Linked DNA regions of Homo sapiens: region 2 is linked to region 1. A link is an interaction called in ENCODE POLR2A ChIA-PET data of the cell type or tissue named here. Cell type or tissue: Panc1. All regions are shown on one strand. Each heading gives the region's core, and the rest is flanking DNA. Links, peaks and the distances in the headings are about the cores only.

Region 1 (2,975 bases), core at 295-2,794:
TAAGAACATCTGGCGTTGAGTTGTCGTTTCCCTGTCCCTCGAGTTAAGCGACCCACAAGCATATCCTTCTTTGTCCAAGGTTTGTTTTGAAAGTGGGCAACGCCCTAACTGGGTAGGGGATAGTTGCCATCTTAGCTTAGGTAGGGGCTGGCAAGGAAAACGTGTCTGGGGGGCCCTGTAGTCTTCAGATAGAAAAGTAGGTGCCTTCTGTTAGCCATGGCTGCTTGGATGGCCAAAGGCCACTGTGGGTTTTTCAGCAGCGCTTTTAGCAGAATTCCTTCACACTGCCCCCACCCCACTTGCAGATGATGGAAGGCTTGCTGGCAATTACTGAAAGAAAATGGGAGGTGGGAAAATGGAGCTGCATTTATATTTTACTTCCTGAATGTCAAGGTGATGCTGGCACAAATATTAAAGGGAACATTCCCCTTCTTTGGGATATAGGAAATGCTGCTGCAAACTTAGAGATAAGGGAAGAGATATGCAGAGTTAATGAGGACCAGCTTTACCTCTCAAGTGCCCAGAAATGGCTTTAATAATCAGGTCTGGGTTCTTTGAGGCTTCCTTTCTTTAACTTAGACCATTCCTTCCCAACAGAAATACAGATTTCTCCTTTTACCTTCTGGCTGGCCATTAGATAGGGGGCTAAAACTTCGAATAAATCTCACTGTCAAAAACTTTTGATTTATCCAGAATATTTGGGTTTTCTCATTTTTTTTAAAAAGGAAATAACAGGTTATTGAATAAAGAATTTCATTAATGGTTAATTAGCTCTGAATTTTTGCTTTTGACAGATTGCAGCGTTTTAACGCTATGAATGGAAACGTCTACATTAGTTATCTCAACATCTAATTAGTTATCTCTTTCCTCATCATCCATGAATCAAAAATCAAATTCCTCTTTTTGTTATTTATATGATTGTGTCTGTCTTTTTTGAATATTGGGAAGTTACCTAGATAAAAGTGGTTATTGTGTGTTAAGATTCCTGCATCTCTCTGTATCACTGTACAAAACATTACAAGCTTTTCTCTTCCATAGTTGCTACCCACCCAAAGGGGTGCATCGTTTTCTATGTGGGTTTCCAGGGAAAGGATTCAACTCTGAAGCCTTATTACAGTGGTCCCTAGTGAGGTGTCACATCTACGCTTGGTTAGTTACATTAATAAATATCAGTTTTACGGGTTCCCAAGTCATCTTTAAACATCTTTTGTAATACAGTAGGGATTTCCCCATAAATTAAATTACCTGTAACAATGACAAGTGTTGTATTTTATACTTACTGAACTTTTAATATGAGATACCCAATTGCATAGTAAAAAATTCAATAAAAGAGGCCATAGGTGGAAAGTGGGAGTTATTTAGCTAGATTCACTTTAGAATACGATTTTCTCAGAAGACTTAACTATTAATTTGGATAGCTCTATGCAATTGAGGAAGGAAAGGGATTCCCAGAGATAGACAGTTTATGGCTATAAGTTTTTACACAAAATTTAATACATATTGAAAGACTGCATAATTCTGGGAAATTCAGAGTCCCTGTGGCAGTATTCCCAACAAACTTTAATATTTAATGGATTGTGGAACAGAAATCAGGCTTTGTGTTTTGAATATGGAATAACAAAGCTCAATTTTGTCAGAGCTGCCAATACAGGGTTTAAATGGATATTGTCTAAGATTGTTCTCTAGAAAATTTGAGGTTCTACCTCTTCTGCCTAGGGGAGGACACAGATGGCCACACATTTAGTTAGCTGTGCTTTCTCATGGGTGTTCACCAAAGAGAGTAAGAGAATTAGCCAAATAGCAGCATGCTAGAGAGAGAAACAATGGATGAATATTTGCAGAGAAGTTCCCAGGGGAGTGGTGATAAAAGCAGGAAATTCAGAGTTTATGAAGCTGATGCGGGAAAGATTAGAGGCTTTTAAATCGGGGTCTGATTGATGTAAAAGTAAACTTTCTTGAAAATACTGGGATTCAGTGCAGTAATGAGGATTGTGTGGCCAAGTACAGACTAGCACCTTGTTGATGGAGACTGTGCATGAAAGATGCAGATGAATAGAGCTAGATTGAGAGTAGTAATGAGAGCAAGAAAGGGCACAAGGAAATACTCCATTGGGATCCAGATGTGGAGTTGGGTAGGGAGCGGCTCAATGTATACAACACATTTGGGGCCCCAGCAACAATCCAGCCAGAGAGGCGGGAGTGCAAGGTGAATCCAGCCATCCGCCTCGGTACCTCCTGGTCCGGAAGGTCAGAGCCAGCGGGGGAGTGGGTCAAGGCGTAAGCCCAGGGGCCGGCAGGAGCTCAGGAAGGCCGGTTCCCCGTTGGGAAAGAGCGTGTTTAAGTTAAGGCGTGGTTTGAGAGTAGCTAACCAGAGATCAGGTCAGCTGTTAGGGCGTGGGGGAGGGAGGGGGCAGGGAGCAGGGACGAGGAAGTGGAAGAATAGGGGATTGTGAGGAGTGATTTCTTTCCAGATTATCGAGACTCAAGACTTTCCAGAACGTGGCAAAGAGCCCTGGAAGAAATGTCCCAGGAACGCCGCGGTCAGGACCGAGGCTCCCCGGGGCCAGGTTCAGGGTTCGAGGTCCCAGCCTCGCAACTGCTGGCGTCTGGAGGGCGGGAGAGTGGCCGGGCCCGAAGCTGCGGCTCCGACGTACAGTTGCGAGTCTGGGGCGGTGGGCCCCGCAGAGCTCCGGGGGAAGGGAGCCGCCGCCGCTGCGGGGAATTGGCTTGGGCAACGCCGCTGAGTGTTCAAACGTCGCTGCTCCCGGGCCTTGGGCAGCCTCTCCTACCTGACCCAAATTCTGGGCTGCAAAGCCCGGGCGAAGTTGTCGCTTTCACTCCGAATACGCCCAGTCGCACCGTCAACTTCATAGGCTGGGCCCGGCAGAGGCCTTTCGCCTCCGCCCAGCGGTCTCCGCTGCGGCCCCTCAGCCTCTGGAGAGCCGGGGGGCGGCCCTCGCCCCGGCAGAAAGCAA
Region 2 (2,870 bases), core at 256-2,755, 94 kb before region 1:
TGCAGTGGCGCGATCTCGGCTCACTGCAAGCTCCGCCTCCCGGGTTCATGCCATTCTCCTGCCTCAGCCTCCCGAGTAGCTGGGACTACAGGCGCCCGCCACCACGCCCAGCTAATTTTTGGTATTTTTAGTAGAGACGGGGTTTCACTGTGTTAGCCAAGATGGTCTCAATCTCCTGACCTTGTGATCCGCCCGCCTCGGCCTCCCAAAGTGCTGGGATTACAGGTGTGAGCCACCATGCCCGGCCCAGTAATCATTTTAAAATATATAGTTCTGGGACACTAAGTACAGTTACCTTGTTATGCAACCATCACCACCCATCTTCAGAACTACCGCCTATCTCAAGAACTGCAAAAGTTTTTTTAAAACTGTAAATAAGCAAAGTTCAGAGAGCTGTTAAAACTGTTGGTAAATATAAGCTGGAATAACCACTTTGGAAAACAATTTGTCAAAATCTGGTAAAGCTAGATTCTCTACAATTAGCAATTTCACCCCAAGGCATATTTCTCTAGTAAAACACTAACATACAAGTAAACATTATTAATAATCTTCATGGTAACATTATTTGTAAGCAAGAAATTATAACTACTTAAATAAACAACCATTAATAAGAAAATAGGTAAAGTGTGATAAATTCATATAATAGAATACCATACATAAATGAAATACAAATGAAAAAAATGCTACCTGCATTAACAAAGATGAACCTCACAAATGTAAGATGGATTGAAAAAAAGATAAAGAACATATATAGGACATTACTAATGATAATTTCAAAAATATACACAATAATATTATATATCAGTGCTCCCCAACTTTTTTATACCATGGCACACAGAAGATAACATTTGTATGGTACACGAACAAGGCTGGTCATAAAATCCACTGTTCCAAAGGCTGAGAGGATCAACATCTGGTATGCCTCTAAATCATTCATCATATTCATATTGAAAAATCTCAGCTATATACTGCTTAGGGATCTGTAGATATGTAGTAAAGTAAAAATGAAATGTCTTGAAACAATAGTAATCAAATTTAGGATAATGGCTACTTTTTTCCTTTTTTTTCTTGCTCTGTTGATCAGGCTGGAGTGCAGTGGCACAATCATAGCTCACTGCAGCCTTGATCTCCCTGGCTCAAGTGATCCTCCCACCTCAGCCTCCTGAGTAGCTGGGACTACAGCTACATGCCACCACACCCAACTAAATTTTTTTTTTTTTTAAAGTAGAAAGGAGGTCTCGCTATGTTGCCCAGCCTGGTCCCAAATTCCTGAGCTCACATGATCCTCCTGCTGCAGCCTCCCAAAGTGCTGGGATTACAGGTGTGAGCCACCCACCATGCCCAGCCAGTAATGGTTACTTTTGAGGGGAGGAAAAAATGTGTATTAAAGGAAGAGTACACAAGGGTTTTCAACAGTACTGTAATATTGTTTCTTAAATTCAGGGATGAAAACATTAGTGTTTATTATTTCTATGTAAATTGTATATATATTTATATTTTCATAAATTTATATATAAACTTTTAAATAAAAAGAAAAGAATGGGAAGGAAAAGGAATACAGCGAATATAAGCTACATTTTCAAGCTTAGCCTAGCAAGAGAGGTGAAAGGGGCAGTAGGTAATGAGGAAAAGAAGCTGCTGGGCAGATAAAGGGTTTTCTTTTTAAGACTATAGAAAAGGGGCCAATAGAGGAGAGACTCTGACTCGGAGGATGGGGTAACTAATGGAACACTGTCTCAAAGAAGGTACAAAATGATGGGGTCCAGAGGAAAAGCAGACATATTAGCAAAATTAAAAAGGGAGGCCCTCTTTTTTTATCCACATGTAGATAAGCTGGATTTTTGTTTGTATTGCTTTGCTTATGTAGAAAGTACAGTAAGTTTACTTGTGAAGTAGAAGGAATGGTCAGTTTCTGAGAGTAAGATAATGATACTAAATAAGGGGTTTTAAAAGGGGTGACAATTTAAAATAAAGTAGTTGAAATACTAATAGACGACAAAAATCAGAATTCAGTTCCCATAGACACATTTGTAGAGATCTGGGGCTATGCAATTCAACAATTTTCTCTGGACAGTAGTTCTGATAATGTGCTCAGGGCGCTAGTCATTCCGCACAGGTGTAGTACAGACTGTCTCAGGAAAATGAGAAAGGGCGAGAGCTGAGCTAGTAGCACTCTAGATATACCACCCCACTTCAACTCCACTTTTTCCCATATTATACATGGGGCTTCCTGATAAAATTTCCTTTGAAGAAGGGTTCTACAACTAGATCACTAGTCACTACCCTAGAATAAGCCTGAACAGCAGATACGAAATCACATAATTTCTGCCTCTCACGAAAATGCACTTAATATTAGGCAATTAGTGTACACTGAGGGACATTATTAAAAACGCAGTCCTATGAAACCACTGTCTTATTTACAGTAAAGGTATTGTTGAGGATGTCAATCAATAGAGCCTTCTTTATAAGGACTCAAGGGATATATCTCTCTCTCTGATCTTGATACCAGGCCAAATGATACTTCCCATGTGCCATTAGTTTGTTTTTACGTTGGGACACTGTACCTCAGGGCACTGATCTTGTTTCCCAATATGAATTGGCTTCTAAAAACCAAATTTGCAGCCCACATCTAGCAAATGGACAGGACCATATAGAATCTTTTTTATTAAGGTGACTTTATTTTTATATAATTAGAGACAGGGTCTCACTCTGTCACCCAGGCTGGAGTGTAGCGTCACAACTACGGCTCACTGCACCCTTGAACTCCTGGGTTTCCTTCTACTTCACAGGTAAACTTATTGTACATTCTACAACTCAGCCTCCAGTGCTGGGATTATAGGCATGAGCCACCTCACACAGCCAGAATTTTT

What was found. ChIA-PET counts read pairs that join two places held together with the same protein. Peaks named below come from ENCODE experiments on the same cell type or tissue, not always from the same donor. Only the 100,000 strongest peaks of a DNase experiment are listed, where the experiment ranks them.
Region 2: POLR2A ChIA-PET joins it to region 1 with 8 read pairs; 8 of 35 experiments call an interaction of 5 or more read pairs at or near these places.

The regions. Positions count from the first base shown.
Region 1 is chr15:76,343,599-76,346,573 of GRCh38, forward strand. No RefSeq gene overlaps it. Among named protein-coding and RNA genes, the nearest start is that of ISL2, 8.3 kb to the left of the region's middle. RefSeq lists an enhancer at 2,548-2,975. In Panc1, for the core only: no CTCF peak of the experiment used is centred there; no DNase peak of the experiment used is centred there; H3K4me3 peaks cover 811 bases; H3K27ac peaks cover 409 bases; H3K27me3 peaks cover 1,572 bases.
Region 2 is chr15:76,249,494-76,252,363 of GRCh38, forward strand. The region is part of intron 9 of ETFA (electron transfer flavoprotein subunit alpha); the gene reads right to left. Among named protein-coding and RNA genes, the nearest start is that of ETFA, 61 kb to the right of the region's middle. In Panc1, for the core only: no CTCF peak of the experiment used is centred there; no DNase peak of the experiment used is centred there.